2 separate regions of the Homo sapiens genome follow, and region 1 is linked to region 2. The links are chromatin contacts, found by Hi-C or POLR2A ChIA-PET in ENCODE. All regions are on one chromosome and are shown on one strand. Each heading gives the region's core, a stretch centred on a gene start or an enhancer-like site at or near the end of the contact. The rest is flanking DNA. Distances are from core to core; before and after follow the strand shown.

Region 1 (4,254 bases), core at 781-3,280, 2.3 Mb after region 2:
CAAAAGAAATAAGGTTCTATATTATAACTATTAATAAACATAGTGGGTGCTTCAAAATATTGGTTAGTTGCTGATATGGAGCCAAAATGTTCTAATGTCTCTTATGTAAACCCTACAACTCTTTTATTATCCTAGAATTGTTTTTCTAATTACATAAGACAATATATGCTCAGTGAAAAAAAATGTTTGGGGGGCCAGGCACACTAGATCATGCCTGTAATCCCAGCTACCAGGGAGGCTGAGGCGGGAGGATCACTTGATCCCAGGATTTCAAGGCTGCAGTGAACTATGATGGCACCACCGTACACCAGCCTGAGCGACAGAGCAACACTCCATCTCTTAAAAAAACAAAAGAAACAAAACGTTTAAAGTTTGGAAAGAAAAAGGCACCAAGAAAAAAAATAATTCATATAGATAGCTAAACAGACAGATAATATATGGCCCACCCCCGGAAGCTTCTTATTAATTCTGTAATATGCTAAATACATAAAGTATAAAACTTTGCTTTTCCACTTTTACTTTCAGAACTCATTTTCGGAAATAATCCTCAGTGTTTTCTCACACAGAAGTTGATCTTTTCCTATCAACCAAAATGATGAAGTATTATAACTATGCCTTCAAATCAAAGTCTGTAACACAAATAAGACTCCAAATCTACTTCTGCTAGCGTTTCTGAATCTTTCCACTTTTAACCTAGACTACAAATAATTTAAAGTTTCACATATTGTTCCACGACCTCAAATCTAGGACCTGTCAGACTTTATTTGCCACAGGAAAGGTCAGTGAAAGAAAAGATTAGTTCAATACTTCTTTCAGCCCCACGACTGGCACTGTGCTGCCTCTTCTTAAAAAACAATGCCCTTTGTCCCCCAGCGCCCTTAGTGAGCTAGCCTCATTGTACACTGGGTCCTTAGTATTTTCCTAACAAAGGCACGTCTAATGAGATATGGAGGTTCAGAGGGGATTCCCTCCACTCCAAGTAGGTGTCAGACTGACGAACGTCTTAGAAAAATATGTCCGGTCTGTGTCCAGTCACCGTTCGGATGCATTGAATAAGCATCTTATTCGTGGCAGCCTTCTGCATGAATGGCTAGACATCTTGAGGATGCCTGTGTACTACTGTGTGCCAGGCAAGGTGCTCATGTTCAAGGCAAGCCTTAAAAAAAAAATTAGGATTTCAATGTACATTTACCAAAGCTCTGGCGAGGTTAGGTGCCTTGTTCAAGGTGTCACAGTTGGAAATGCTGTCCCAGCCAGGTGTGTGAGATCCACAGTCCCATCAGCTCATCCTGTGGTCACAACCTATTCACGGTTTGCATCAGAAACGTGGGAGGCTGTTCCTGGGTCTTACAAGTTCCCCAGATATCTCTAGAAAACGCTAGCCCAGGCTGCCCCACGGGGGGTCCCGCTGCTAAGGAGAAGTGGGCACAGAGGGACCAAGGACCATGGGCTTTCCTCAGCAGGGAGGGAACTGCAGGGCAGATGTCCATGGTGGTGATGATGAAGATGCCTTCCTTACTATCCTCTATGGCAGGCCCATAACATACCTTCCCTCGCGTAATCTTCTCAACAGCCTGGTTATTGCAGGTGACAATAACCAAGGCTCTGGGAAATTCCAGCCACTGCTCCAAGCCACCCAGCCGACCGATGGGACTTGAACCTGCGCCTCCTGGATCCGGGCGCCCTCCCCGCGGCCTCCCGAGCCCTGAGTGCTGCCCTCAGCCCTCCCTTCTCCGCGACGCCCCTCGCCCGGTTGCTCGCAGCACCCCCAAGGCCGCTCCCCGAATCCCCCGGGCGCGAGGGCCCGGGCGCCAGCTGCCCGCTCTGCCCACGCCTTCTCAGGGATCCTGGCCCTGGCGGCCGCCGCGACAGACCCACTTACGCGGATCGCGGAGCAGGACGCCCGCGGCGCGCAGGGCCGCAGCCATGTTTGCGCCGAGTGAACGCATTGCCTGGGCAGCCTCGGCCCGAGTCCGGGCTCCTCCCGCGGCGGCGCGCCCAGGTGTCCGCCCAGCAGTGGCCGAGCCGGGTAGCGATCCCCACGCGCGTCCCCAGCCCCCTGACCTCGCGCCCTCCCGGCGCGCCCGCTCATTCGCTGCCGGGCCGGGGCGGGCGAGGCCAGGCAGAGACACGCCCCTCGCGGAGAGCCCGCCCCAGCTGGGCGCCGCTCCCTGCGTGAAAATGGGCCCGGGGGCTGAGCTAGAAGCCCGCTCCCCACCACCATCGCAGGTCACTGCAAAACCTGCTGGACTCCTAGTTGCGTGCCCTGTTTGCATCTGCCAAACTAGCGAAGTCAGGATCCTCAGCCATGACTCAGCAAATAACTTTTTTCGACGTTTCCATTACTATTATTTAGATATAAGGATGCTTTTGCCTCAGTTCTCCAGTTTGCCTGCCTAGTCACAACACAAGTGTGCAGATCCTGTTTTGTTTTGCTTTATTTTCAGAATAGAAAAAGGGATTATTCAGTTTCTCTGCACCCTCTCTGTGTAGCAGAATTTGACAGGTGAAACTCACTGAAGAGCATTAGGAAAAGTGAAGGCCAGCCTGGCAAGTGCATTTCTTGGAGGGACGGTATGATGAGGTTTGTCTGTATCATATCCGCGCACCTTCCCAGTTTAGCCGCCCGTCCCGCCCCCAAGGTCGCACACTGAGATCACTGGGAGGAACAGGCGCCCATTTCATTCCTACACCTCCGTCAGCCCACCCTGCCTATATATGTTCAGTGCATTGTGGAGTAGGAAACCAGCCCTTGGTACAGAAAGGTCTCAGGCATCGGTATTCATTGAACAAATATTGAGCACCTACTATGTGCACTGGGAAAACAGTAGTGAAAAGAGTAGACGGGGGCTTACATGGGGTTAGGGGAGACACAGAAAATAATCACAACATGTAATACTTTGAATGATGGAGCCCTTCCACGGCCTCCCCTCTTCTTTTTCCCTCTCAGGACAAAAGAAGAATGAAGCAAGGTAAAAGAGATGGGGTAGGGTGGGGGAAGGGACTAATGCAATTTGAAGCAGGTGGGTCAGAGTCTCACACATTCGAGCAAAGGCCTTATACACATTTGAGCAAAGGGGGCAAGCCATATGGAACATTCAGGGAAGATGGAGTCTAGATTCAGCTGAAACCCAGTTTTCTGTAGCTTAAATATGTGCTACTGATGGAATTAGTTTATTTCTTATTAAAGTTGGTCCTCCTGATGGTTATAAGCCCAATGCAAAATGTCAAATTAAATGGATAGCCTTTCATATTACCTACATGATCTTCATATCCAAGCGGATGTCCTGAGAAAAGCACAGTAAAACCTGCTCCAGGTATCAACCCACCTTCCTTATATGTGTGGCTATTCTCTACCCTCATAAAAAAATTATAGTCTTCTTAAGTTGCCCTGTAAAGAGGTGATCTTCATGGATAACATACTTCTCTACCTACAGTCTGAACCCATTTTTGTTGTTGTTGTTGTTATTTGTTTGTTTTGTATTTCCAGTAGATACAGAGTTTTGCCATGTTGGCCAGACTGGTCTCGAACTTCTGACCTCAAGTGGTCCACCCACCTCGGCCTCCCAAAGTGCTGGGATTACAGGCGTGAGTCACCATGCGCGGCCTGAGCCCATTTCTTCTAAAGAAACTAAATTGAAAGGCTGCACACCTCGCAATGCTGTGCTGGCAGACATGTAGACAAGGCCAGAGAATAAAATGGCCGGGGGGGTTAGACGTCTGAGCTATGAAGGCTCTTCTTGTCCCCTCTGGGAGGCCCTGGAGAAAGTCATCCCCTCCATCCAGGGTGCTGGGCCCTCCTGCTGGGTAGAGATAAGGGGGCTTCTGGTCCCTCCCAGGCAAACGCTGATGATTAGTGACAAGGCATAAAGGTGCCAAGTCTCACCAGTACAAAATCAATGGCTGGCGTGGGTTAAATTTCTGTCCAGAAATGATTATGGAACTAGCAAGACATACTTTATTAAATATTTTAATGAATCAGCATCATTTCATTTCTTTTATTCGCATCTTGCACTTTCATTTTTACTGACTTCTTTTTTTATTTTTTATTTTTTCATTAATTAATTAATTTTTTTTGTTTTTTTTTTTTTTAGAGGGAGTCTCACCCTGTTGCCCAGGCTGGAGTGCAATGGCACGATCTCGGCTCACTGCAACCTCCGCCTACTGGGTTCAAGTGATTCTCCTGCCTCAGTCTCCCGAGTAGCTGGGATTACAGGTGCTTTACTGACTTTTAAAAACTCATTCAAAATTCCT
Region 2 (3,792 bases), core at 155-2,654:
CCCCAGTAGCTGGGATTACAGGCGTGCACCTTTACGCCCAGCTAATTTTTGTATTTTTAGTAGAGACGGGGTTTCACCATGTTGGCTAGGCTGGTCTCGAACTCCTGAACTTGTGATCCTCCCGCCTTGGCTTCCCAAAGTGCTGGGATTACAGGCCTGAACCACCGCGCCTAGCCCAGGCACTGATATTTTAATGATGGGATAATATTACTATACAAGGCAAAATACGATGAATGTCATAAAGGAGTACAAGGTCATGTAGGGTTTTAAAAAATGATGAAGTCATACCCGTTTAGGAAACCAGGGACTACTTTAAGAAGAACATGACATTTTAGGCAGGTTTTGAGTGATGGGTCGAATTTTGATATAGATTATCCAAATATATTTTTAAAGAGCTGACGCTTAACACAACTAAATAATATCCCAAATTTAAGTGAAAATTTCATTTTATATCAATAAGTGGCATGATTTAGATACTGTGTATGTGTGAAGAAGCAAGCAGCTAAGGACTGTGTGTTAACATGTGTTTTCATATTGTCAGACTACATATTTCTGACAAAAAGCAGATTTTTGTAAAGCCCTTTGTAAAGCTCAATGGCTTTGCTACAAAGTGAACAACACAGGGCATTTTGGACACAAATGGTACCTCACTGTATGTGTGTATTATTGGCCCAAATGATTCACTCTTATTTAATTGCCATGAAGTCTTTCATCTCGCAGCTATACAGTAATAGTTTCCATATGACCAGTGGCTCTGCTATAAATAAGATCAAAAGCAGAAGAAAGGATTTAATAAAAGAAAATGACATTAAGAGTAGCATTAAATCAGGGGAAAAATACCTATATCCAACTCGTTTTTTGTTTGTTTGTTTGTTTGTTTTTTGAGAATAAAGCACCCAGAGTACTAGGCAGTTTCCCCAATATCTCATGAAAGGTCTTTTTGCAAGCAGTAGGTATCTGCAGAACCCATTGTGTGCACCTTAGAGTGGCAATGATTAAGTTGTGAGGGTACGTGTGAGGGGTAGAGGGCAGAGTGTCCCATTTAGAGTCAGGTTGGAGAACAGGTAATAGACCAAACGGCAAATTTCACATGGTAAAGAGTACAACTGCAATGTGTCAATGGCAAACGTTCACCCATTTCTCTGTCCTTTTCTGTTCTATTTAATGGAGAAAGACTTTTTGGTAATTCAGAGTTTCTCAGAGAATCATAACATTGCTCAATGCTAGTACATGAGTTCTGAGAAAGGAAGTTTTTTTTGGCAAAGCACAGTGACTTGATATGAAAAGCCAACTTCCCAAACAAATTTTCTTCTAGTTCTTAAAAAAAAAGTACAATGTTAATCTCTATTCCCGACTGGATAAACAGCTGCTAATAACCTCCAGCTCCCAGGGGAGGAGGCTTACTTCCTTTCATCTTCAGACTGGTGGATACCTGACGTGCACTGGCCTTTAGTGGTTCCACATGTTTTTTGCTTTGCTTTTTTTCCAGACTGCTTCGGTACGGGTCTTGCCAAGTCGGGTCTCTTTTCCCCCTTTCCCTTAGATTGCATCCAAAACCTTGGAAGATATAGTCAGTTATGGTACTGCTTATTTGAAATAGTAGTTCTTTTACTGTTGGTGTGTTTAAAGAGGAAATTCAAACACCCAAAGGAGACTAGAGCGCCTTGGGCTCTTGTATCTTGAAGCCCTGTGAGAAAAATGACCATTTTAGTTCCTTTCATACTGAGCTAATTATTCACTTGAGGGCTGGCTATGTTCAAAAATACTCAATTTCTAGTAGTATTGCTAGTGCACTTACTTATTAATACTTATAGCCGTGTCCTAAATAAAGGAGCAAACTTCAACACTTTTTCTTCTAATAGGAAGTGCCCTGCAGAAGATTCCAGAGCCAGTCGGCCTCTGAAGTCTTTCTCACTTGCTCTTAAGCACCTGCTTTAATGGTGACCTCAGTTCTATATCTCAAGGTTTAGACATTTTGCAAAACAGCTTTTTAAACAAATACCAGCTGTTTCCCATCTAGACTACAGGGGGAAAATTTTGGGCAGCTTACAGAAACATTACCCAGAGACTACCATTCTCCAATAACTTTCACACACTTTCAGCTCCAAAAGAGACCCGTCCGTGTGCAGAAGCCAGGGAGAAGGCAAATGTGAAATTAAAATGTGGAAACTCAATACCGTGGTTTTTGACAATGTGTCCAATTAACTGCTTTAAAATGAATGTGGCTATTGTATCAGGACAATGCTTCCCTAAAGATGTCATTTCACTAATATTGGACAGATCTTTTGGTTAAACTCAACTTTATAGTTCTAAGATGATTTATGGATATAGAGGAAGCTATAATTATGCACAACTGTGAATGTCAACCAAATAGGTAGAACCCTCGCATTACAGAAAATGTAATGCTACAGCTTTTTTTCAGTTCTCACTCCTAAAGCTGCTTTGCCTAAACCCTCTTCTTACTATGAACCCATTTTCAACTTCTGTTTTCTAAGCAATTAAGATACTTTTGATTTGAAAAATTTACAGCCATAATAAAAGTTAAAATAACACAACGGCCATGGAATGTGAAAAAATATAAAATGGCCAAGGCCTAATCTTGGCTTTTAAACAGTGCCAAGTTGCTCCAGTATTTTCTGTTTTGGTATGAATGACATAACTGAATTACTTCATGAGTTGCTACTTTAATTCCTAAGGGTGGAAAATTCCATGAGTTAACTTAATTTGGATGTAAAAAATATACATGAAAGCTCGCTCTTCCTGTGGACTCTCATGTGAAATATTCGAGCCAACTGCTGGAGCTGCCGTGCTGTGGAGGGGCTTTTCACCCAATGCAGCCCTGGCTGGCAAGCTGCAAGGACTGGTATCATCAGGCAGTTTTCTTACTTCCATTTAGGTGCATGAGCCTTTATTTTCTGTTTTTGGTTTTAAATCATGTTTATTATATGGCTCTGAAACGCCTTTTCTATCCTGTCTCTAATTGTTGAAATTCTATGTGGACTCGAATATGAGCTCAATGGCATCTTCTCCGGGAAGCTTTTCCTAGCGGTCTGAATTGCTCCTTAGGTCATTTCATAATTCTACCTTGCATTATAGTTAGACCCATATTTGTATTATCACTCTACCAGGATAAAAGGCCTGTAAGATCAGATACTTTCTTTTACACGTTTATGCATCCCCAAAAGCATCTGAAGCACAGCAGATGCAGAAAGAGTGAATGAACATATGTATATTTTCTAATATATACAATATATACTTTTCCCTCCAGAAAATCTGCTTTCCTGAGAAAATAAGGGTAATATTGCATTTTTTTAAATGCACAGTTGTGCCTATTCCAAATTATGGATAGTTTAAGATTATGTCCCTGTAACAGTTCATTTAAAAAATGATGATCACTGTGCTATTAAATGTGTCTGCCTGCCTTTTCCTCCACAATTTAAGAAGAAAACCATGTAAGGATGTAAGAATATGATGAGGTTATAGGGTCTATTTTAAATACACGTGTGTGTGTGTGTGTGTGTGTGTGTGTGTATCTTTTATATTTTAAAACTGGGAAAGACAAGGTTTTTGTCTTTGATTTATTTAAAATTCATGGCTCCAAGATGCTAAACACCAGAGAACTAGGATTTGTTTGTCCTAGGTGCAGAGAGAGCAGGGTTTTGAGGTAAACATCCAATGCCAGACTGTTTCAACATCATAGAGTCTGAATTTGAGTAAAATATGTATTCATGTGGAGAGAAGGGGAAATACCTAAGGTGGCCAACCATGTTCACATATGGGCATGCACAGTGT

Evidence for each region. Hi-C counts contacts between places; a loop is a spot of excess contacts on that map. ChIA-PET counts read pairs that join two places held with the same protein, here RNA polymerase II (POLR2A).
Region 1: a map with no recorded cell type shows a loop between it and region 2 (2.8-fold over the local background). The contact joins the promoter of FECH here to the enhancer-like site in region 2. A Hi-C loop is called at or near these places in 1 of 37 single-sample maps with no recorded cell type. POLR2A ChIA-PET finds 5 or more read pairs at or near these places in 1 of 52 experiments (activated T-cell).

Annotation. Positions count from the first base shown.
Region 1 is chr18:57,584,672-57,588,925 of GRCh38, forward strand. FECH (ferrochelatase) reads right to left here and starts at 2,031. Exons shown (of 11, transcript NM_000140.5): 1 at 1,883-2,031. The coding sequence starts at 1,949. RefSeq lists silencers at 1,723-1,772, 1,783-1,842, 1,853-2,212.
Region 2 is chr18:55,242,732-55,246,523 of GRCh38, forward strand. All of the region lies in intron 15 of TCF4 (transcription factor 4), which reads right to left. Among named protein-coding and RNA genes, the nearest start is that of LINC01929, 120 kb to the left of the region's middle. Within about 2 kb of position 1,405, at least 6 of the 41 ENCODE cell types and tissues checked have a DNase peak (open chromatin) inside an H3K27ac peak, as active enhancers do.